2 separate regions of the Homo sapiens genome follow, and region 1 is linked to region 2. The links are chromatin loops, found by intact Hi-C in ENCODE. Cell type or tissue: HCT116. All regions are shown on one strand. Each heading gives the region's core, and the rest is flanking DNA. Links, peaks and the distances in the headings are about the cores only.

Region 1 (12,692 bases), core at 1,920-9,919, 120 kb before region 2:
CGACGTAAGGCAGACTGACCAGAAGCCTGTTGTCCTTGATGACACAGAGCTGCTTGGCCCACTGTCCCAGCCACTTCTTGCGCCACAGGAAGGCGCAGATGCGGGCGTCACGCATCAGCTCGATGCCGGCCTCCGGCGAGGGCCACTGGTAAGGGGCCGACTTGCCCTTGCTGCCGTCCTCTTCATCGTAGGACTCGTAGGAGCTGCTCACAGCCTCTCCGTCCTCTGCAAGGAAGACCAGCTCGGTCAGGGCCCCATGGGGCAGGGGACAGTCCTGAAGCAGCATCGCTGGGGAGGGCAGCAGGCAGGAGCAGCAGCAGCCAGACCACAGCCCCCGACTCTCCCTGCCCTCAAAGCAGCCCCACAGCCAGCAGCCAGATCCCAGGGCTGGCTTTCCTGCCCCCAAACCCCTCAGCAAGGCTTCTTGGATGCTGCCTGTGGCCACAAAACACAAATAACTGAAAACCAAAGTCTCTCCCTTTTCTTCCTCAAATCCTGTCACTCCCAACTCCACAGAAACCCTGAGAAGACACTGCCCCACAGACCAACTGTTTGCTCTTGACAAGGCCAGTTCTCCTACTCGGGGCCTCTAATTCCTCAAATGAAAGATGAAAGGCGTGGGGTGGGATGTTGCCAGGTTCTCCCAGGCCTGGCCTCTGGCATTCCAAGGGCTCAGGAGGAAGAGAACGCCATCCGTGCTCCACCTGAGCTGTATGTGAGGCAGGCCTCTGATGGCCGCTGGCCTGGCTGGGCCTGGCTCAGTCCTAGATCTGGGGAAGGGGCTGTGGCTCCTCAGAAATAAAAGTCCAAATAAACCACAGCAGGAAACACTTTCTGGGGAAAGGGGCCACCTTCTTACTCCCAAATACCCTCTCCCAGTCATAGCCCTTCTTCAAACCTCCACTCATACCCTCCACAGACACTGCTTGCTCTCCCTCCCTGCCTAATACCTCCTGGCACAAATGTAGCTCCTTTTACTAGTGTCTAACTTAAACCCTTCCTCTTTTGTTTTGAAAGAATCCTAAAACTCATCAGAGCACAAATCATGCACGATTCTACGCATACCCCAACTGCCTCAGTTTCTAGTTTCTGCCCCCACCACCCTGCAAGAGCTATTCTGTTCCCAAGTCCTACTGCTCTATTCAAGGACAAAACAAAAACCATGTGAAGAAAAATCAATCAGTTCATCTGTCCATCGATTGATTGATCTATCTCTCTCTCTATTCATCCATCCATCTATCCCTGAAAAGCAGGACATGGAGGAAAGGGAACCTCAGGATTTCAGTCCAACCCCTGGCACAGGAATCCTGTCTATCATAACCTTGATGCTCTGCCCAAATTTCCCACGGAGGGCTCACTATCTCCTGATCCCTGGATACTCCCATTCCCGGCAGCCCTGTCAGTTAGGAAATGGACTCAGCATCTATTTCCCTGACTTCCGCATGGCAGTCCTTGTTCTGTCCCCTTGAGTCAGGCTGAATGACACTCTGCCTTCATTCCCATGACACCCTTCAGAAGAGGACCAGCCCATAGACCCGTAAGTCTTGGCAGAAGAATCCAGAAGCCCTTTCTCCTATCTGTATAGCTAGATAAAATGTTGTCGATTTTACTAAGAAGCACGTTTGATTTTACTAAGAAGCACATTTGAAACAGAATATAGAAAAATGGGATGAGGCCTCTGCAATAGTTATTCTAGCAACAGTGCCAGTGAAAATGTGTTTTAATATTTCTAAAAACAACATTTTAAACATTTTAGTATCAATTTTCTTTAAAAGCCATGTGACACTACTTCTCTTAATGGCTTAATATAAAAGTGTATAATTTATACCTATTAAATAAGACTGAAAATAGCAGTATTACCCAGGATGGAACCCTGAACTCTTACGTTATAGGTGACAACGTAAATTAACACAGGCTTCTCAGAAAGCAGTCTGGCAGCCTGTTTCAAGAGCCATAAAAAACACCCATACTCTTTGATCCAATAATCCCAGTCCTGGTATTTTATCCTAGGAAACTAGTTTTTTAAAAAGAGAAGGGGCCAGGCGTGGTGGCTCACACCTGTAATTCTGGCATTCTGGGAGGCCAAGGCAGGTGGATCACTTGAGCTCAGGAGTTCAAGACCAGCCTGGGCAGCATGGCAGAACCCCATCTCTAAAAAAAATACAAAAATTAGCTGGGCATGGTGGTATGCACCTGTAGTCCCAGCTACTTGGGAGGCTGAGGTGGGAGGATGGCTTGAGCCCAGGAGGCGAAGGTTACAATGAACTGAGATCGTGCCACTGGCACTCCAGCCTGCGCAACAGAGTGAGACAGTCTCAAAAAAAAGGGCGGGAGTGGGAAAGAATGTTACATGCATTAGGATATTCATTCAAATGCTGTTTAGCAGTCAGCAGAAGGGGACTGGGTAAGTAAAGCATGATTTTACCCACTTAGTCATGTCCATGCAACTGTAATCATTTAAAACTCTGAAAACTAGTGTGCAGCTGGATAAACTCCCTAAGGTATGATAAGGGAGAAAGCACAGTTAGAACTATACATGCAAACAGATCAGCACTGCAAGCAACATAGAAAAAGCTCAAAATAGTTGATTTGATGGGTAGTAGGATCAGGGTGATTTAAAAATGTTTTTCCTTATTGCCAGTATTGCATTATCTGTATAATAAGCGACATTTAAAAAATGATATACTGTCATTGGGATACTTCCTTCAGTAACAAAAATTAATGGAGGAGGCTACAGAGTTTACTGTGAAGAATTTGGGTAAGTCTCCACTGTTCTGTGCTTCTGGGGTTGCCCCACATGTTTCATGAAGAATTCTAACATCTGCCCATCCTCCTCCATGGGGGTATTAGGAAACTAAGAACGGCAAATCATCAACAGGACTAGGTATGAAAGAAAAAACATTGAGAAAAAAAAGAGGCTGGGCATGGTGGCTCACACCTGTAATCCCAGCAATTTGGGAGGCCAAGGCGGGTGGATCACTTGAGGTCAGGAGTTTGAGACCAGCCTGGCCAACATGGTGAAACCCTGTCTTTTCTAAAAATACAAAAAAAAATTAGCCGGGCATGGTGATGGACGCCTATAATCCCAGCTACTCAGGAGGCTGAGGCAGGAGAATCATTTGAACCAGGAAGTGGAGATTGCGGTGAGCTGAGATCGCGCCACTGCACTCCAGCCTGGCGGCAGGGTGAGACTCTGTCTAAAAAAAAGAAAAAAAAAAGAACAACAAATCATACTCCTGGAGTATCTTGGAGGAAATTTAGAGCAAATATATTAATAATTGTTTTTACCCCTAAAAGGGATCACAGCACACCACAAACATTGCATATTCTTGGCCAGGCATGGTGGCTCATGCCTGTAATTCCAGTACTTTGGAAGGCTGAGGAGGGCAGATCACTTGAGGCCAGGAGTTTCAAACCAGTCTGGCCAATATGACAAAACCCCGTTTCTACTAAAGATACAAAAATTAGCCGGTCATGGTGATGCGTGCCTGTAATCCCAGCTACTTGGGAGGCGGAGACAGGAGAATCCCTTGAACCTGGGAGGTGAAGGTTGCAGTGAGCCAAGATCATGCCACTGCACTTCAGCCTGGGTGACAGAGCCAGACTCTGTCCCAAAAACAAAACAAAACAAAAACAGTATGATATTCTTAAAACAGATACTTGGCTTCTAGGAGGGGCAGGGTGAACAGGAATGAGAGGCAGGATGCTGAGATAATGCCATCCCCATCTGCCATCCCTAGGTAGACTCTACCTCACTGTGTCCTGTGGAACTGAGGGCAGAACAGCCATGCACACTGTGGGTCTTTTAGCCATGTGTTTTGATACCACATGGGTGGGGGGTGGGGGCTGTGGAAAGCCAAGTAGGTTGCTCCTCTGGAAGATCGCACGTGGCATGCAAGTGCAAGACTCATGCACGAGGACAGGAAGAAGACAGTGGCCACCCTCGGGACATGCACACATCTTTGAGAGACAGGCAGCAGGCAAGAATCACTGGCATTCCAGCTCGGGGAGTAAGCAGTACCCAAGGTGATCGTGGCATAAATGACTCCTTCGGGCACCTGCACCCATCTGGGGACTCCAGTGGGGAGAAATCCGCCAGAGTGACCTGCATAACATCCAGGAGCACAGACAGAGGGAAGAGAAGAGAGACAGAATGAAGAGAGGAGCACGCCCAAGTGCAGAGACACAAAGAGAGAGACCCAGATGTGGCAACTCGGCTGCCAGTCCACCAGAGGTTAGTGCTTGCCCATCAGAGGTGTAGGCTGTTGGGTGAGGCCACTGCTAAGCCAAGGACATCATTTCCTAGATCCAGACCCCTTCACATCCAGAGATGACCATGTGACTACTTGTCACCAAGGGACTGTGGGCAGAAGTGATGTGCGTGACTTCCGGCTGGTGCTGTTAAGAAGCAGATAGGGGTTCTCTGCTCTCTCTTTGCAGAGGATTTTGCGTCCCTCGAGGGTGGCCGAGACAAACATGGAAGGAGCCCGGGCACCTAATCTACATGAGGATGAGTAATGCCCCACACTGAAATACCCGAGTGAGAAACAGGTTTGCATTGTGTTACTATAAACAGGAGCTGCTGGGTTATTTGTTACAGCTGCTAGCAGTACCCCAGGGTGAGACACCATCAGTGAAGAACCTGGTATCTCTGGCAAGCAGGGCAGACCCCGATATCCCTAGCACAGGCCAGCAGGGCACTTATTACACATGTGCTCAGAGAGAGGGACATGACCCAGGGGAGCGGTGTGGGGATAGGGCTGATAGAGCAGGTCAAGAATCCAAGCAACTGGCCTTTTGCAAGAAGTCAGCAAATCGCTATGGCCGCCAACTATAGCAAGGGGCTGGGGCCCCACGCCTATTCCTCCAGTCACAACCTGCATGTCACACTGTTTGACCAGGCAGGACCTGAGGTCAGGCCAGCTTGTAAGGCAGGTGAAGGCCTCCCTCTGTGCTGACCATGACTGCTTCTCCCCAAGTCATCCCCAGGCCTCTCCTTGGCAGGACAGGCAGGGCTATGTTCCCTCCCACCTCGCAGCTGGTTTTCCTCCATCTTGGAGCTTTCCTGACCCACTCCACACAGTGAGTTCAAGCTGTCCTTGGGATGACCCCTAGTCCCGGCTACGACCAATATGAACTCACAGTTGAGAGACAAAACCAAGAAGCGCTGGCCTTTCTGACCACTTGTTTGTGTCGAGATGGAGTGTCTGACCCACAAACCGGCCCCCTGGTGCGTCTGGCAGGCAGGCCCCTGCTGGCCCGGCCACACCTGGGAGCAGGGAAGTGCTCACTGCGGTGAGTCACTGTTTCCACCTTCAACGCGCATCCAGACAGCAGCACCGCACCCTCGCCTTTGGTCTGAAATCACAGCCCGACTGGTGAGCTGGCACCACCTCGCATGCTCAGTGGGTCAATGCTAAGTGCTGGCTGCCCACAAAGCCAGCGTCTTAGAATAGACTCAGCCTAAACAGGCGCTCACTTCCCACAGAGTTCCCAGCAGGAGGTGGCAGGTAAGTGTGAAGGAAGGGCAGGGGAATCCCATCCCGCTCCCAGTCACCGGTCCCATCTCATCCCTGGTCCTGTTCTTTTTATTTTTATTTCAATAGTTTTTGGGGTTCAGGTGGATGCATTCTTTAATGATGATTTCTGAGATAGTGCACTGTCATTCGAGTGGTGTACACTGTACCGAATATGTAGTCTTTTATCCCTCACCCCCACTCCCAATCTTCCCCCGCTAGTCCCCAAAGTCCATTATATCACTCATGCCTTTGGGTCTTCATTGCTTAGCTCCCACTTATAAGTGAGAACATAAGATATTTGGTTTTTCATCCTGAGTTACTTCACTTAGAATAATGGCCTCTAGCTCCATCCAAGTTTCTGCAAAAAACATTATTTTATACCTTTTTCTGGCTGAGTAGTATTCTGTGGTGTGTATGTACCACATTTTCTTTATCCCCCTCATTGGTTGATGGCACTTAGGTTGGTTCCATCTCATTCCTGGTCCTGCTCTTTATGGAACCAACAACACCTTCCTCAGCCTAGTTCATTCCCAGCCCCAGGGGCCCTAGCCTTTTATATCTGCTGATTGATTTATGCTTTGAAAGCCCTTTCACCTACAAAGGAAGGAAAGAGAAGGAGGACAGAAGGGGAGGACCACAGTCCAGCTGCCACAGAGACGAGGGTCACAACCACTTCTTTCTGAATCTCAAAGCCTTCCTGTGTGATCAAATCCCCACACCAAGAGCACTTTTGATCCAACTTCCTCAGGCTGAGAGCCATCAGCCAAGGACAGAGGGTGTTAGCATGAGCCCTGCCTACAGAGCCGCTCACACAGTGTCCAGGGCGATCTTTTCAATACCTAAGTGATATAGTTTGGCTGTGTCTCCACCCAAATCTCGTCTTGAATTGTAGCTCCCATAATTCTCACGTGTCATGGGAGGGACCTGGTGGGAGGTAATTGAATCATGGGGGTGAGTCTTTCCCATGCTGTTCTCGTGATAGTGAATAAGTCTCACGAGATCTGACGGTTTTATAAAGGGGAGTTTCCCTGTACACGCTCTCTCTTGCTACTGCCATGTAAGACGTCTTTGCTCTTCGTCTTCCACCATGATTGTGAGGCCTCTCCAACCATGTGGAACTGTGAGTCCATTAAACCTCTTTCCTTTATCAGTTACCTAGTCTCGGGCGTGTCTTTATTAGCAGCATGAGCACAGAGTAATACACTAAGTTAGGTCAGTCCCTAAGTAACCCTCTGGAGGTTTGCAGTCTTTCCTCATTCAGAACTAGGCCAAAGTCATTCCTGTGGCTGGCAGCCCCATCTGCGTCCCCACCTCCTTTCATTCTCCCCTGCTCCTGCCATGCTGGCCTCCTTGTTGTTCCTCAGACACACCCAGAGCTCTCCTGCCTTGACGCTTTTGCAGATACCATGTTCTCTGTCTGGAAAGTTCTTCCTGAATGTATCTGCCTGACTCACTCTCCACTTCATTCAGGAATCTGTTTAAGTCATGCTATCAGAGAAGCCTTCCCTATCTAAAGTAACTCCCCTGTCCTGCAGAAGCCCAGCTCCTGTTCTGTTTTCCATCCTCTCACTTATCACCACCGACACATGCTGTTTATTTGTTGTCTGTTTTCTCTCACGGAATGTCAGTGCTGGGATGACTGGGCTCCTGTCCCTGACACAGCGGGAGCACCATAACTATGAGTCCAGTGAAAGAACATGGAAACTGAGCTCAGACTCAGCCTGACCGCCACTTCCATTGCTGACCAGGGCCTTGGGCCTGTTGGCCAACACTCCTCTCTTCTGTCACCTTTGTGCTGAAATCTCACAACTTGCAGGCAGGAACCACAGAAAACATCAGATGCAGTCAATCTATTTGTTGTGTACCATCCCTCATTCCTCCTTGCAGGACAGCTAGGTCTGCTGTGGGTCTTGGCTCCCCATTCACACTAAAGGCTGAATGCTCTGTGGCCAGTTCTCAATTTGGACCATGCTTTCCTGTCACAGCAGCCCAGACTACCCTCTGTCACCCAGCCCAGGATGAGTGTATCTGTTACCCCCAGGTAAGTCTGCACCAACATCTGTGCAGGAAGCAGTAAGTCACCCTCCCAAGCCCCAGCCGCTGGGATGTACCATTGAGGGATGTGTCATATGGCTCAGCCTCTTCATAGTAGCCCTCTGGAGACTCCGTCTTTGGGATGGCAAGCTGTTTCCGTTCTGGAATCTGTGGTATGAACAAATAAGACAAACGTTTGCAGATATGGTACACTGGGAGCAACTTGGAAATAACTCTTCGGGTGGAAGTCTAGAAGACAAAAATGCCCAGCTGGACTTTAAACTTTAAGCAAGTTGGGAGGGAGAACATGCAGTATCATGAATCCCATCAGTCACAGTCCATAGTGTTTGGTCTGTAGCCACGGAAGGGCTGTGGGCACGTTGTTTAACCTTGCCAAGACTCAGCTTTCTCCCCTGCAAAATGAGGCTCAAGCCCCCTACCACACACACAAAATATCATTATGTACATGATATATCATGCACTTAGCAGTCCAGAGAGTGCCCGGCTGTTGGGATAGCTATTGTGGCTTTTAAATAGAATATATTTTCTAAAAAGACAAGTGCTAATCAATAGCACAGGGAGAAAGAGGACCAGGTTTCTAAATCCTACACTTTTACCATAATATAGTTCAATCACTCATTCAGCAAATATTGGATGACTTCCATGTACTAGCTGAGAGGGACACATCGAAATTTCAGGAGTCAGTCCTAAGAAAAGCTTGAGTAGCTGGTAGATTTTTAACAGCTCCTGGTCAAGTGCATTGTGATATAGTAGTGCTATAATGGACAAGGTCAAAGTTCTGTGAGAACCACAGGAGGGTGTGAGGAATATTTAGGACAAAGGAAGGATGCCCAGGGTATGTGATCTTTGCGCCGAGCCTCAAAGATGACCCTGAGCTTATGTGGGATGAGGTTGAACGTGTGCAATTTGAGAATAAAAAACACCTGCAACTGTGTCAGAAGCACAGAACGTGAAATCATTGTGTTCCTCCCTTATTCCACCTGCATAGTAGGCACTAGACTATGAAGCTATGCTTCAATAAGCTACCTTTATAAACAACCATGGGGGAGAAAAAGAGGTAATTTGTTGCATTACTATTATGACAGACAGGTCGTGAATGTGTAAGCACCCTTGAACATGGGTCTCCAGTGTCTTTTGTTTTGTTTTTCTGACAGAGTCTCATTCTGTCACCCAGGCTGGAGTGCAATGGTGCAATCTCGGCTCACTGCAACCTCTTCCTCCCAGGTTCAAGCAATTCTCTTGCTACAGTTTCCCGAGTAGTTGGGATTACAGGGGTGCACCACCCCCCCCCCCCCCCCGGCTAATTTTTGTATTTTTAGCAGAGATGGGGTTTCATCATGTTGGCCAGGCTGGTCTCAAACTCCTGACCTCAACTGACTGCCCGCCTTGGCCTCCCAAATTGTTGGGATTACAGGCGCAAGCCACCATGCCCGTGGTGTCTTTCTGAATCATGAAACTCCATGGGAATATGCATAATGAGTTCACAACAGAAGTGGCAGAGCTCGAAATGTATTCCCTCCCACTCTTGATTTTGAGAAGTCCTTGTGCTGCGCCCTCCGCGTGAGAGGGAAGGCCTGGGCCTTCAAGGAGGCTCCACGTGAAAGCACAGGCAGGCTGTGAGGTGGGGGAGGTTGTAGGGGGAGATGATGGAAGCAGCAGCCAATGGAAGGACGCTGCAGTGCCCTGAGCTCAGGTGGACCCCTGTGCTTTGGGGGAGAGGGTAATGCTAGGAATCCAGAAACTCCTGCCATGAAAAATGGATTTGGGGGACCCAGGATGGAGGTAGCTCCCCTACTCCTGGCCCAGGAGACAGTGGGAGGACAGGCAGCCTGTGCTTAGCCCCTGTGGGACAGTCCTCAGCCTGGGCTGCAAGAGTATCCCTTCCAGCTTCCCCAGGGTGAGGATACCAGGGTCCCCAGAGCCCAGTCCTGTGTGGTTTGGACTCTACAGTCTGTTTATATAGACCCTGGAGTTCATGTAACTTGATTTCAATCCGGGCTTCAGGACCTCATAGATTTAACCTTGGGTATGTGACAGCCTCTCTGAGCCTTGCTTTCCTTCTTTATAAAATAATAATACTAGGGTTGTTTTGAAAATTCAATGAGACAAAACGTGATAGTGTTTCCACAGGGCCTGGCCCATATTAAATACAAGGAGGCCATTGTTATCACTGTCTGGGGCCCCTCCACAGTCCCAGGGTCTGCAGGTTGCGCAGTGAGGGCAGTTAATGTGACAGGCAGTTAATGTGTTGTCCTGAAAGCTGAGACGAAGAGGATCGACCCTGTCGGGGCATCGCAGAGGGTTGGCTGAGGCCAGGCCACAGCCTGGGTCCAGCACCAGATCTGGTCCTGTACCAACAGAGCTGATATGAGGCACAGGGCAGGCTCAGAACAGCCTTCAGCCCTCCTCTGGCATGTGGCACCCCCTACAAAGAAAGGAATCAAAGAATTTGGTCACTTCATAAGCAAACCCGACACTGTACTGGGCTGACAGACGCACTGCTGAAGGGAGCCAGGTTGCACACCTCTGCCCAGGCTCCTGCCTGGCAGCCAGGCCCTAGCAGACAATGAGCGTGCCATTGGTAACTTCTAGTGTATGGTCCTCCCTCTTTGCCAGCCCCAGCCTGGTACAAGATCTTTGCTCTCTCAGCCTTTCCTGGTCCCCCTGGTCAGCCAGCAGCCTGAGAAAAGGCTGAGACAGTGACAGACTTGCCTGTGGTCCACTAACAACAGGCTCCCTAGGGTCCACAGGGAAAGGGTCCTCTCGCCTCTGTGGCAGTAAGGTCTCCCCAGTGGGTCCCAGGGCTCATCAGCCTGATCTGGCTGGGCCTCCAGCTCCAGCCTCCAAGAAACTCCGTTCCCGTCAGGTGGGTCCCATCTGGAGAAAAGCTCTGGGCACCCGAGATCTGGCCCAAGGTCAGGATTCTCTAGAGTCGAACAGGACAAAGGGAGGAGTGAACCCTTCTGCAGGAGCTCCCCATGGGTCATCATCACCACAGGGTCTGTCCCTGGGGGCCTCCTGTCCTGTCTAGGGTGGAGCCAGGCAGTGTTTTGTGAGTGTCTCCTAAGCTTCTGTTGAGAAGAAAAATAGCTCAGAGAAGTTTGAGCTACGCGAGGTGTGCAAAATGTATCAAGCCCAGGAGTATGGGGCTTCAGGCACCGTTTTCTCCCCTCCCCATTCCTGGGGGCAACTGTTTAAAGGCATTTTACTCCTCACTAGCTGCCTCATCCATTGTCTTCAGGTTCCTGTAATTTATGATACAAAGAACAATGTTTAGCTGATCGATAGCTTACAGTATTTTAATATAAAATATTGGTAAACAACTTAAAAACTGCCTCTTCTTTTTCCTTTGAAAACCCACTTGTAACTGCTGCCAATAGGAACATGGATTCAGGGTAACTTGAATCTGTGCTCTTGGGCTGCAGCCCTGAAATTTTGGTCAGAATAAACTCTCTACTTATATTTATTTTGTCTCCGTTTTTTGCCTGTAGGTTGACACTGCAAAATCTGAAAATGGCTCACTATGCAGAGACAGTGCAGGGCAGGAGTGGAGTCCGATCTCCAGAACCAGGCTTGAATTCTGACACTGGGACATCCTTGCTATGTGACTCCGACCAATTCACTTGACCTCTCTGGACTTGGCATAAGAAGGGGAGAATAGAAATATCTGTCACATGGGGTTGCTGTAAGGATTGAAGTGTGCCTATCACTATTCAATATTCAATACATATTAGTTTTTACTAATCTAAAAAATAAAATGTAAAAATAAGAAAGGGAGAAAAGTTTTGCGTATATGTGTTTGGTGGAGGATAAACTAGTGTACTCTGGGGGTGGGTACAGAGGAGACCATAGGGTGGAGTCCCAGCTCTCAAGAATGCTGGGTTAAATGATGAGTCACATGATTAAACAGACACAGTGACCTATTATCAGAGCTTCAAGGAGACAGATCCTCATCTCACAGGGTTAAGGAGAAAGGACTATTATTTTGATTATTATCATTATGATGGTGAAGACCGTGAATTTTATATATATTTATATATATATATATATATATATATATTTTTTTTTTAGGCAGAGTCTCACTGTGTTGCCCAGGCTGGAGTATAGTGGTGTGATCTCAGTTCACTGCAACTTTCAGCTCCCAGGTTCAAGTGATTCTCCTGCCTCAGCCTCCCGAGTAGCTGCGTACCACCACGCTTGGCTAATTTTTGTATTTTTAATAGAGACGTGGTTTTCGCCATGTTGGCCAGGCTGGTCTCAAACTCCTGACCTCAGGTGATCTGCCTGCCTCAGCCTCTCAAAGTGCTGGGATTACAGGAAGACTGTGAATATTAAATGAAGATCCAGAAGAGATTTAACATCAAAACCTGAAAAACTTTGACTGTTTGGAGGAAGGGACTGCGTGAGCGAGTCAGGCTTGGCAGGATTGACCAGACCAGAGGTCCAGAGGGCCGCAAATCTTTTCAGGAAAGGGCCAAAAAGTAAATATTTTAGGGACTTGTGGCCACTCGGGACCTCTGTCTTATCTCAGCTATTCAACTCTATTGCTTGCTGTAGCTCAGAAGTCCACAGACTAATACAACTAAATAAGGCTGGCTGTGTTCTAATAAAACACTATTTACTAAAGGATGTTACAGATCAGATTTGGCCAGTGAGCTACAGTTTGCCAACACCTGGCTTAGACTAGACACAAGAGCTGATGAGGGGTGGCTCAGAGGACCCGAGGCATCCTCACAGCTCTAACCATCCTGCCCCAGAGTATGCTGCAGAAGGCTCCCAGGTGGGGGTGAGTGGACAGGCCAGGCCCAGCCTCCGAGGCTAGCCACGGCAATGTCCTTTTAGGGATTAAGTGGTTTCCCCCACAGAGAAGCTCATGTAAGAGCAGGCCAGCGCATGGCCAGGCCTCAGAGGGACGATGGGGTGGAGATGGCCATGCTAGCCAGACCATCAACCATGGCCAACAAACATCTGTTTCTCCTGCAAGGACCACGGCACCTGGCTGTGCAGACAGCAGCCTGGAGAGGCCACAGCTGCCTGAGTCACTGTCCACACCCACGAGGTTGCTCCAAACCCCTGGCTGCCCCTTCTATTGCTGGACAGACCTGCTCTCTACTGAGT
Region 2 (12,306 bases), core at 1-8,000:
TGAACAAGCTCCACCAGTTTGAGTGTGTTAATAACTGGAATTTTCATGTATAGTACAGGGTAGGGTAAAAGCAGACCAATAGCCATCTTGTGTGCTGTGACCAGGATGGACATTTTGAGGACAAGCATGCTGAGCCCAGTTTAACTAAATGTGCAGGCATTCTAGCCCACACATTCAATCTGGCAGTTAGCAGGAACCAGGTTGCCCCACAACCCATCCCTCCAGCTGGAGCCTTTTGCTGGGAAATGGAGTAGGGGGCCCACTCTGCATTATGGTTTCCAATGACCCCTCCCCAGAGCAGAGCACTACTCTGCTTGCAGATAGGAGGCTACTGGTGCTTTCTGGCAATGCATTTCTGCAAGGTGCAGTTTAAATGAACTCATATGGTACTTGATATGGAAAGAAGCTTTTTTTCTTCTCAAGTTGGATGCAGAACTGAGTTTAAAAGATACAAGGAAAGCAGGGTTTCATTAGTGGGAGCTGATTTAGGGTTCAGTTCTTTATCACTGCAATCTTAGGCAGGCCCCTTAACTCCTAGTCTCTATAAAATAAGGAAGGGGGTTGTCCCAGTTTTCAGTCTAATGTCCCCATTCTATGACAGACCCATGTCTTCTTTATGTAGACCAAGGAAGAGGAATTTTAGCAAAACTACCTGATTATGCCCATGTTTCCCAAATACCTTGATTTTTCTTATATTGACATTTCATCTGCACATGTCTGGGTGATAATTCATTAATCAATGTAAAACGTAGGGACCCTTTATTAGCTCCATAATGAAAAAAATCTCTCCACCAGCCAAGTGCTGGGACCCAGGTGGCCACCATTGTTATTGACAGGTAAGGAAGCACTGGAAATGCACCATCCTCTCCATCCCCACACTTTCCAGAGTAAAGCAAGGATGAGGACACCCAGGCATTGTGCCAAGGCTGCCATTGCAGGAGGGCACAGAGAGAGGATGGGATAGAAAAAGCATGGAATAAGCAAGAAGCCACTGAGACACCAAAGGCTAAACTGCAAACTGCAGTGTGGCTTCCAACCAAGCAAGAGCTGGTCTCATCTGCTCATGGCCACCCTGTCAGAGCCATTTGCTAAACATGTTAGTAGATCCAACACACACACACACACACACACACACACACACACACACACACACACACACGAGAGTAGTCCTCATTCAGTGCATAGCAATGGAAGGCTAGGACAATTTAGATTCCTTAGGTAAGAGCACAGGAGGATGCTATAGAACAGTGACTGTTCATTCCATCCCCCAAATGACAGCGGTGAGCCACGTGTCAGAGGCTGCAACACAGACTCAGAAACTATTCTACTTGCTTTTTTACCACTGGTGTCAGAGAGACAGCTTGTAATCCTAATATTTGGTGCCAGCAGGAAGAACTTCAGAGCTTTTGTTCTTAGTGGCATATGAAGGTAAATTCAAATGTTTTCTTCTTCGGCTTTAAAACAGAGCTTAAATTCTTAAGCACAGCCCCAAAGCATGATAATAAAGTGGCTTACCCTCCTGGGTGTGGAGTTACACAAACTCTCCCTCATCTAACTCACGTCGGGAATCATGATGTGGTTTCATATGCACGCACGTGTTGGGGAAACCCTAGGCTCATATTCGAATCTAGTGTTGCAGAGCCTGAGGGACTCTCGTGAGATGCTCTGACCTCCACATCCCACCTCATCCTTCCTCTGTGGTTCCCAGTCTGATCCTTCCATGAGCTACATCAGCGCCAACACCTTTCCATGAAGGAAGTGATGTTGGGGTCGCAGTTTAGCCTCACTCTTGATCTTTGAGTCACACACACTCGGTGACAATGTCTTTAGAAGCTGCAACACAGCAGGACAAACATTCAAGCAGAAATTAAAAAGCACATGCATGCTCACAAAATTACTCTGGGTGAGTGAAACCAACATGTGCACACACACCCATGAATTCGACAGAGCTGGGCAAGAAGAAAGCTGAAAAGGCCAAATTAAATACGTTCGAAGGAGTCTACTTTGGAGTTGCAGAGATTTAAAAGAGAAAAACATGTCTTTCCTTAGCCTATTATTGAAAGAAACCTTAAAAACCAACAACAGCATGGGCTTGATCTGATTCATAGGATGCCAGAGAGACAGCAGAGGATAACGACTGGAAGAACTAGAGTCAGTAGGACATGGGACTTGTTTTTGTTTTTTGCTTTTTGGTTTTTTTTGGCCATGAATGATATGGCCCCTATGCAAAATCACCTAATGGCATGCCACTGGGCCAATCTGGGGGCAATTTGTGTTTTTCCTTTCTTTGCAAAGGTGGAGCTCCAGACAGCTCCTGTCCTAGGCGGGGAGCAGGAACCAGACCTGCTATGGGAAGCAGAAAGAGTTAAGGGAAGGTTTCCTTTCATTCCTGTTCCTTCTCTTTTGCTTTTGAACAGTTTTTAAATATACTAATAGCTAAGTCATTTGCCAGCCAGGTCCCGGTGAACAGTAGAGAACAAGGAGCTTGCTAAGAATTAATTTTGCTGTTTTTCACCCCATTCAAACAGAGCTGCCCTGTTCCCTGATGGAGTTCCATTCCTGCCAGGGCACGGCTGAGTAACACGAAGCCATTCAAGAAAGGCGGGTGTGAAATCACTGCCACCCCATGGACAGACCCCTCACTCTTCCTTCTTAGCCGCAGCGCTACTTAATAAATATATTTATACTTTGAAATTATGATAACCGATTTTTCCCATGCGGCATCCTAAGGGCACTTGCCAGCTCTTATCCGGACAGTCAGCACTGTTGTTGGACAACAGATAAAGGAAAAGAAAAAGAAGAAAACAACGCAGCTCCTGTTGTATACATAAGGTAATGTGAAAAGCTCACATGTGGACACTACTCTGTGTTTCGGAACATAGAAATTTCTACGCCATGCTTCTTGGCAAGTGTTACTGTTGGCTGGCCCGACATTTGACTCATGGTGTTTTAACCAGACTTTCTCTTTTTGGTGTTGCTGAGCGACGGTAGTTTGCAAATTCTCCAATCAAGTTTGGGCCTCAATATGACATCCTATGGGGCACCGCCACTGTCAGTCCTTTCTCTAATTGCCATTCACGAGTGGGACTTAGAAGAGTTTTGCTTTTTTCTTCATGTCGTTGCGTCTCCAAAGAGGTAACCTGTCAAACTCCTGTATGGACATTCCAAAGATTTCCCGAAACACTTCAGGGGCTAAGTGGCGCTGGGAAGAAGAAAAAAAAAAAAGAGCTGCTGTCAGTCCTGATGGCCACACAAATGGCCTTGAGCGTTGCTCTATAGTTTATACAGAGTCATTCTGAAGAACAAGGCAGGAGGACGGGAGAGGAGCCCATCTTTAATGCTTGTGACATCAGTATCCCTTACCTGGTTGGGCCAGGTGAGGAGCCCTTCCCATCAGATAAAAGAGCTGGCAGAGTATTAATGGGGATTATAATAATAACACTGACTGGTGATGGGACACAGAGAGGTGATTTATTACATTGGAGACAACTCCATCCCAGGTCCTTGGAACGTTGAGAAGATGCAGGGAAAATGGACTATCGCAATAGAAAGCCAAAGAAAATGACCTCCAGCGTGGTCCCTGGGGAGCCCCAGGGCTTCCTCCTGGCTGAGGAATAGGGGGTAAGGTGGATGTCTGTTCTACTGAGAAGACTTCCCATCAGTCATTCCCCCCTAGAAAAGTTCCCCCAAGATCCTGCAGCCTTTATTCTCTGTACCTCTACGCCAAGGTACTGCCTTTTGTCAGGAAAAAGTAAGCATTCTTTCGGAGACTGGCAGCCAGGGTTTTTCTTAATTAAAATCATTGGGATGGAAAACTATAATACAAAAATTAGTCTTCCATGTCTAAGGAGATCTTGGGTACATGTACCCAGATAACCCTTCAACAAGGAATGTGGAAACAGCCAAGAAAGAAACTTGTCCAGTATAAATCAGTATAAATGTCTCTCCTGAGAGCCTTTGCCGCTCCCACAGCCTCCCATGAACTCAACCCCAGCTCAGGGGAAGATAAGGATCTGAGACTATCTCAAGAGAAATAGCGACTCCCATTCTGAATTACCAGCCATAATTATGGCAACATCAAGTTTCAAAGAAAATGACTGAAATCATTCTGTGTCTCCTGGGTCATTCTTTTTTTCTTTTTCTTTCTTTCTTTTTTTTTTTTTTTTAGACGGAGTCAGGCTCTGTTGCCCAAGCTGGAGTACAGTGGTGTGATCTTGGCTCATTGCAACCTCCACCTCCTGGATTCAAGCGATTCTCCTGCCTCAGCCTCCCAAGTAGCTGGGACTACAGGCACCTGCCACCATGCCCCGTGAATTTTTGTATTTTTAGTAGAGACAGGGTTTCACCGTGTTGGCCAGGCTGGTCTTGAACTCCTGACCTCAAGTGATCTGCCTACCTCGGCCTCCTAAAGTGTTGGGATTATGGGCGTGAGCCACCATGCCCACCTCCTGGGTCATTCTTCTGGATATTACCAGGCATTTTTATGCTGATCTAAGTGAAAACCTGGATATTTTTTTTCTCCAAAGTTATTTCTTAGTTCTACCTATGACATGAGGGTGATCTTTATAATTTTTTTTTGTTTTCACTGAAGAAATAAAACATTGCTTAGGGGAGAGTTGGGGGAGTGCATAGGGATCTGCAGTTGGGACTGGATTTTTCGGTTTTGTTTTACCTCCAGCCTGGTTCTGTCCACCTCTCTGAGGATTTTGTTTCGCCCTCTGTTGGTCACCATGAGCATTTCATATGGAAATATCTGAGAAGAAAGAAAACACCTCTTCTAGAACACCACAGTCCATTTTATTAACAAGCAGAATCCACCTAAACGCTAGTACTCCCAAGATAGAGCTTCCAAGAGACTGTCATGACAGAATTCGAGTGATGGGTCTTCCTTCTGCAAGGCCAGTGGAAGCTCCAGTTTCCAGGGGACAGGGACAGAATCTTAGACATTCTCAACTTTCCACCAGTGTCTCAGGTAGCACTGAGCCTTAGGGGGGCTTTGTTGAGTGGCAGAACACTAACTTACTATGTATTGGGATGAAGGTAAACATTAGAAGATAATGGAAATTACAGGCACGTGTTTTTTGTTTTTGTTTTTCTTTTTTTGTTTGTAGACAGGGCTTGCTCTGTTGCCCAGGCTGGATGCAGTGGTGTGATCACAGCTCACTGTAGCCTCAACCTATCAGGCCCAGGTGACCCTCCTATCTTACCCTCCCGAGTAGCTGGGACTATAGGCACATGTCGTCATGCCAAGCAATTTTTTTTAAGTTTTAGTAGAGATGGGATTTTGCCATGTTGCTCAGGCTGGTCTTAAATTCCTGAACTCAAGCCATCTACCCGCCTTGGCCTTCCAAAGTGCTTGGATTACAGGCGTAAGCCACTGTGCCCAGCCAATGTGTTACCTTTTATAGGATGCTGTTATAGGGCAGGGTGCATTTGTGCTGGGGTTAACAATCTTGTCCCATGACTAGCTCATGAATCTATGGGGCCAGGCAGGCCCAGAAGCAGTGCTCTGGCAACTGCCATATTGAAATAAGCCCTGGTTATGGTCACCAGGGAGCATGAGCCCTTGGACAACTCTGAAGGTACAGGGTGCTCTGGAGCTAGGGTGGCCAGTCACCCCAGTGTACCCAGGACTGAGGTTCTTGAAATGCAGGGCTTTCAATGGTGAAACAGGGTTGCCTCACCTACATGGTGAGTCTGCAGCCACTCCACTCAGCACCGGATATGCTCTGTAATGCACATGGCAGAGGCCAAGGGAATACCTTGGTCATAGGCAGAGAGGGACTGGCACCTCACTGTAAACACACAGCATCATGCCCAGTAAGGGTTTAACCTGCTGACCTGATGTGGGCAAAACAGCAGAATGGCAAGGTGCATATTCATGACATGGCTCACCTGAACACACCAGCCTACAACACTTTGAGAATGATGAAAAGATAGAACATCAAATCTGTTTAGGGTTACGCCATTCCCATATGAGAGGAAAAAGAACAGCTGCACTTGCCTTTGGTTCCAACATGTTGGGCATAGACACTCCTCGGTCCATTCTCATTGCAGGCATGTGGCCATCTGGGAGTGTCTGCAACAGAAATGCCAGTTCCAGGTGAGGCATGAAATAGTCTAGGAAACTGAAGGGAGTACTCTTGGGCTCCCAATTCCCTGTTGGGTCTCCAATCCTAACCACTATTTTATTTGTGTCATCTAAATGACCATGTATTTTTCAAAATGAGATCCTTGCTGTATAGGAACAGGAATACAGCTCTTTTGCAATCAAGTTGGGGAGAGATCTTGGCTTGATGGTTATGGACAAATTCCTGAATTAGGCTCCATGAATGAAAGCATATAGTACATTTAAAAGATGCCCAAGTCTATTATTGTTAGTTTCTTATCTTTAATCATGATTTTCTATGCATTTTTCTTCTTTTCTTATTCTCCATCACATTTCTTTCTTTCTTTTTTTAACAAGATTGAGGTTCTAGTGAGAAAGGAATGTCATGAGGGCAAACTGCTCTCTCCTATTGGCTAAGACATCAGTGTCTTTTCATTTGAGAACGCGCAGGAAAAGGGTGGCCTAAAGTACTGAGAGATTATAATTAAAAGAAGAAAAACTGTATATGAGCAGACCCTTGATGCTGGTCCACTTCCACCCCAGAGAGGACTCTCCAAGGCCAAAGCAAGAGAGACCCCCTACACCTGGCCTGGTTCATGCAGTGTCCCCAAGGCCTGCAGGGACAGCTTGACCCAGGCACCAGGCATGTCTGCTCTTCACGGCTATAGAGTAATGACTAGAGAGATCAACCACAACAAGCATCTTCTCAACAGAAACTGTTGCCTTGGAGCCAGCAGTCTGGGTTGGAACATGGCTGTTCTATCGGTGTGGCCAATTCAAGAAAGACAAAGTGTTCCATACCTGGTAATCTGAAAAGGAAAGGAAAAGAAAATATCATAAGGGAAAGACCATGGAAAAGCAAGGAACCATTCACAGACTATATTATATTGAAATTCCCAACATATTCGCCCTATAAACCATGTTCTTTTTCTGCTCCCAGACTCTGCACATGTTATCCCATCAGCCTCCCTGAAGCCAAGAAATGCCTGGTCCAGTGTTAGTTAACAGTTAAAACATTTTCCCCTGGAAGCTTTCGCTGACAACCTAAAGGTACTTACTGCTTCCTTCTCTGCATCTCTGATCCCAATGTTCATCACACAGACCTTCTTTCTGCCATATGCATTTTGAGGGCAGGGGCCATGTCTCACTTATTGTTGTACCTCCAGTTACTTTTTTTTTTTTTAAGAGACAGTCTTGCTCCGTCACCCAGGCTGGAGTGCAGTGGCATGAACATAGCTCACTGCAGCCTTGAACTCCTGGGCTTAAGCAATTCTCCTGCCTCAGCCTCCCAAGTAGCTGGGACTACAGGCATGTGCCACCAGCTAATTATTATAATTTGTTGTTGTTGTTTTTGTTGTTGTTGGTAGAGACAGGCCCACTTTGTTGCCCAACCTAGTCTAGAACTCCTGGCTTCAAGTAATCCTTCCGCCTCAGCCTCCCAAAGTGTTGGGATTGCAGGCATGAGCCACCATGCCTGGCCTCTAGGTATCTGATAGAGTGCTCAGCACATAGTATGAGCAATGAATAAATTCTCACAAACTCACTTCTTACAGTTTGATTTCATTAGATATTCTTTGAAATTTTGTAAATAATTGCCCTATTAGCTCACAGAAGACAGATGTGATCCTACTCTAAGGATACAATACAGCATGAACACAGCCAGTATACTTGACTCTCATGAACCTCAGCCTCGAGGGAAGACGTGGCCATGCTCAGCCTGGCCATGGGAGCCTCACCTCGCACTCCCCCGCTGACATCCCCATAGCTGTTATACTGAGCGAAGTCGGTAGAAACAGGCTGAAATGAGGAAAAACAATTATTAGGAAATCTCCATAGTGATCGTTTTGGAGTCAGGTGAAAAGGAAGAAAGAGTTTACAAAATCCTAGGAATTCTTCCCAAGCTAAATGTCAGACCTTCATTTTTTTTTTCCCTATGATTCTTCTACTGCTATGCCATCTCTTTGTCTTTTTTAGTGTACTAATGCCACCACTCAGCAGGCTCTTGGTAAGCAGGGATCTCTTGCTGATAAATAAAAATGCATTGTCCTACATAGTTACATAATTGTATTTGTTCCATCTTTTGTGAGGAGGATGGTTATAACACACATTCTTATATCTTTTTACAGCAAAGATAATGGTTCAAGTAATTACTTTTTGTTTCATTGTAAAAAATATTTGCCATACAGTTTTGCAATTTAGTTTTCCCATAATCATACACAAGCCATTCTTTTATCTAAAGTTAATTTCTTCTTCTCTCAATAGAAACATTTTATTTTGCCTGTAACTCAAATTAATTTACTAGGCAACCAGGGAGGTTAAAATTTTCATTATGTTCCAACACTGAGATCAAGAGTCAGACGTATTCAGGCAATGTGTCAATACTTCAACCAGGGCCGAGGTGGGAGTAAAGGCAGAAACAATGAATCGGGGAGAAATCTTACCCGGTGAAGCCCATTTCTTCCATAGCCAGGGAGAGATGCAGTTTTAGATGATGGAATATGTGAAGCTGAGTAAGAAAAAAGTAAAAAACCAATTGTTAGGAAATCAGAAGGTCCAATCCTTTAATGAAATTGGCAGTATCTTCTACCTCACAGGATAGAAATACCAAAAAAATTCAAATCATATTGGGCTCAAATGTTCAAAAATATGCCATCATATTTGCAAGGAGTGGGTGGACAGTGATATGACTGAGGAGGGAAGGGAAAGTCAAGTCCACGCGGTTGAGTGGGGGCTGAAGCTGGCTGTGCTTCCTATAGCTCTGGCATGGAGCTAAGTGTTCAGCATGCTTTATTTCTTTGAATCTTCAATATAACCCTAATAACACTATGATTATTAGTTCCATATTACAGAAGGAGAAATAGGGGCTAAGAAAAATATCCTGCCAACAGTTACTAAGCTTCTAAACAGCTGAGCAAGGATGTAAATCAGGGATATCTGAATACATTAGCCCATGCCCCAGTTGATAAGGCAGCAGTAACTGAACTGGAAGCCAACCCTGTATGTTATCAAGATCTACCAGCCATCTACAGCTGGCCTCCTGGGAGGCCTGATACAGGGTATCTGTCAATGATATGGAAGCCTGATAAGCTGCTGGGCTTGAGAGGGAGCAGCCCTGGGCTTGAATTCTGGTTCTGCAACTTAATACCTCTGTATCTCCGGACATGGTGTTTAATCTTTCTGAAGTCCTCATTTCTTCATCTATGCAGGTACAATGTTATACATTCTTATAGAGCAGAATCTCAGAATTCCAAGGAACTCTAAAGATTTGTAAACCACCGAATCCAAGATCAATGCCAGTGAGGCATCTATGAAGGGTAGCGGGAATTCCAGGTAAGGGTGTGGGCTCCGGGGTTATAATATGTGGACTTCTAAATCCTAGTCTTGCTAGTTATTGGCGTATCACGCTGGGTATGTTAACTCAATTTCTATACCAGCCTCCTGATTTCTAAAATAGAGATGAAAATGCTGCAGTTGCTAATAACAACCACATCTACTTCACTGGCATGTTGTGAACATTAAATAAAATGTTTAGCAAAAATGCTTGCATGGAGTGAACATTAAATGCATTTTTTTTTTTTGAGACAGAGTCTCACTCTCACCCAGGCTGGAGTGCAGTGGCGCAATCTTGGCTCAATGTAAGCTCAGCTTTCTGGGTTCACGCCATTCTCCTGCCTCAGCCTCCCGAGTAGCCGGGACTGCAGGAGCCCGCCACCACACCTGGCTGATTTTTGTATTTTTTAGTAGAGACGGGGTTTCACTGTGTTAGCCAGGATGGTCTCGATCTCCTGACCTTGTGATCTGCCCGCCTTGGTCTCCCCACTAAATGCATTTTTAAAGGAACTCTTAGAGGAGAAAATTATGCTCTAGCTCAGAATATGAGAGAAGAAATCTTGTGGTTTAAGAGAGAATTGGCTTATGACAAATAGATACAGGGGAAAATACACTGATAGGCTATTTCAGCCCAGTGTATAAGTCATCTTCTTCAAAAGTATCAAAAACACTGTTCATCCTCAGTTCTTGTATTGAAGATTTTTTTTCTTTTTTTTTTTGAGATGGAGTTTCACTCTTGTCGCCCAGGCTGGAGTGCAATGGTGTGATCTCAGCTCACTGCAACCTCCACCTCCCAGGTTCAAGTGATTCTCCTGCCTCAGCCTCCCGAGTAGCTGGGATTACAGGAGCCCACCACCACGCCTGGCTAATGTCTGTATTTTTAGTATAGATGGGGTTTCGCCACGTTGACCAGGCTGGTCTCAAACTCCTGACCTCAGGTGATCCGCCTGCCTTGGCCTCCCAAAGTGCTGGGATTACAGGCATGAGCCACCGCACCCGGCCTCTATTGAAGATATTAATGTAAAATCATAATGCTTAGAAAATGTCTTATTCATGTTATCTAAAAAAAAAAAAAAAAAAAAAGAAGAAGAAGAAAAGCATCATGTTTTTTAGAGGATTTCCTTTTGCTGCTTCCCTTGGAGATGAGTGTTCTAGAAGACAAACCTAGTATATGGGGATTGGCCTTCATGGATTTTGAGAACCTCCAAGGGTTCACCCATTTCCAGAAGAAAGGAAACACACATTTATGGAAGACCCATGACATGCTTATGAGCTCATTTGACATGGAGTGGGTTTCCCACACTTCCTTTCCCGTGGAATACTCTGTAGGTTCCACCACAAGTGAACAGTCAAGGCAGGTGCCTTACAAGCAGGTGGCTGGCTCTCGAATCAGGGAAGGTTGGGGGTTTGCTGCTTACCTGAGTTGATGGGAGAATCGTAGCGACTGGCTAACAGAGATGACCTTTCCCGGCTCTCTTTCTCCATCTCTTCTTTCAAGATCAACTGTCCCAGGCCTGAGTTAAGCTATTCACAGAAAAAAGGAAAAAAAAAAAAAAAAGAAAGCAAAGCTTGCAATTACTTTCATGGAGCTGCAGTTTCTTTGTAGCAGATCCCACAAGAAGTTTCTCTTGCTGGAGGGCCTGAATGCATGTGGCCCCAGAGCCTGGTAGTTCCTGAAGAGGTAGGTCAAGTTTGGGACCCTAAACCCTCTTAGCCCTTTCAGTTTCAAAGCTCCATTTCCCTAAGTCAGGCTCTGTGTTAGAAGAACGTTTTCCTTCCTCTGCTTTCCCTAAAGAGCCAGGAGACCTCAGAAGGCATGTGTGAGTGTGTGTGGATTTTTGATGTGGGAAGGGAAGACTGGGGCTGGTATCCTTTAAAAAGAAATTGCCTTGATTTGTTTAAAAACAAGAAATAAAGGTAATACATGCTAATTTTACAGATTTTGGAAAATCTAGAAGAAAAGAAGAGTAACCCATAATATGTCACTCAGAAATAACACTATCTTTTGATTTATATCTATCTAGTATTTTTGTATACACACATATAAAACTGAGATCATACTATAAATGCAACTTTGTATCCTTTGACTAATATCACGTGCATTTCCTATATGCTTAGAAAACATCATTTGAAAGGATTCAGCAGCCTCTTGACTGATAACAGACTGTCCTTCTGGGCTGCTGCAGGCCCTTGCTACAGGAAGGAGGGTATGAAGAGGACCCCTTCATGGTGGCCATTCCTTTCATTCCTTTTCTCCTGGCCCACATCCTGGGAAAAGACTTGGAGAAATGTTCAATCCCACAGTCATTCCTTCAGCAGAACTGCATGAGGGAAGGAAGGTGTGGCACTACCTGGGTGGATACCACCTTGCTCTGCCTGGCCCTCCAGCAGCCTTTCAACACATGCACTGCACACATGCCCCCATGTGGTCTCTCTTTCCTTCCCACAACAACCCAAACCTTCCACACCCCTCTGACCTCCAGCACCAATGCCATCTCCTCTAGAGCCCAGCAGGTATTCTGCCATATTCTAGTTACTATTAACAGACACCTGTCTTGCCTTGCCTGCCAGATTTCAAGCCCCTTGAAGACTGGGACCACCTCTTGCCTATCTAGATGGTTTATACATAGTAGTCATTCAAAAAATATAGATCTTATGTAACTAGCATTGAAGACAGCAGCAAGGTAGTTTAAGGACAAACCTTCATTAATTGCTCTTCTTGAAGCTGCCGACGTCTCAGAAGTTCCTCATCATCTTCCTCTCTGCCACTAGATCTGCGTTTCATGTCAGGTCCTAATTCCACAGCAAAGACAACTTCTCACATCAGCCCCAAGACAAGGGAATCTTAACGGGCTAGTCCATCTGTG

What was found. Hi-C counts contacts between places; a loop is a spot of excess contacts. Peaks named below come from ENCODE experiments on the same cell type or tissue, not always from the same donor. Only the 100,000 strongest peaks of a DNase experiment are listed, where the experiment ranks them.
Region 1: it touches region 2 in a loop (2.5-fold over the local background); 2 of 110 quality-filtered maps call a loop at or near these places.

Annotation. Positions count from the first base shown.
Region 1 is chr10:114,315,541-114,328,232 of GRCh38, forward strand. AFAP1L2 (actin filament associated protein 1 like 2) reads right to left here. Exons shown (of 19, transcript NM_001001936.3): 5 at 7,631-7,721; 6 at 20-225. LOC105378494 (a long non-coding RNA gene) reads left to right here and starts at 5,466. Exons shown (of 3, transcript XR_946334.3): 1 at 5,466-5,510; 2 at 7,407-7,560; 3 at 11,066-11,351. RefSeq lists enhancers at 4,482-5,681, 5,092-5,793. In HCT116, for the core only: no CTCF peak of the experiment used is centred there; a DNase peak (open chromatin) is centred at 5,341; H3K4me3 peaks cover 652 bases; H3K27me3 peaks cover 6,607 bases.
Region 2 is chr10:114,433,172-114,445,477 of GRCh38, forward strand. ABLIM1 (actin binding LIM protein 1) reads right to left here. Exons shown (of 23, transcript NM_002313.7): 16 at 12,141-12,232; 17 at 10,858-10,963; 18 at 8,551-8,615; 19 at 7,846-7,906; 20 at 6,911-6,918; 21 at 6,005-6,079; 22 at 4,673-4,753; 23 at 1-3,202. The coding sequence ends at 3,089. Among named protein-coding and RNA genes, the nearest start is that of AFAP1L2, 35 kb to the left of the region's middle. In HCT116, for the core only: CTCF peaks have their summits at 4,714 (motif pointing left) and 4,913; a DNase peak (open chromatin) is centred at 4,689.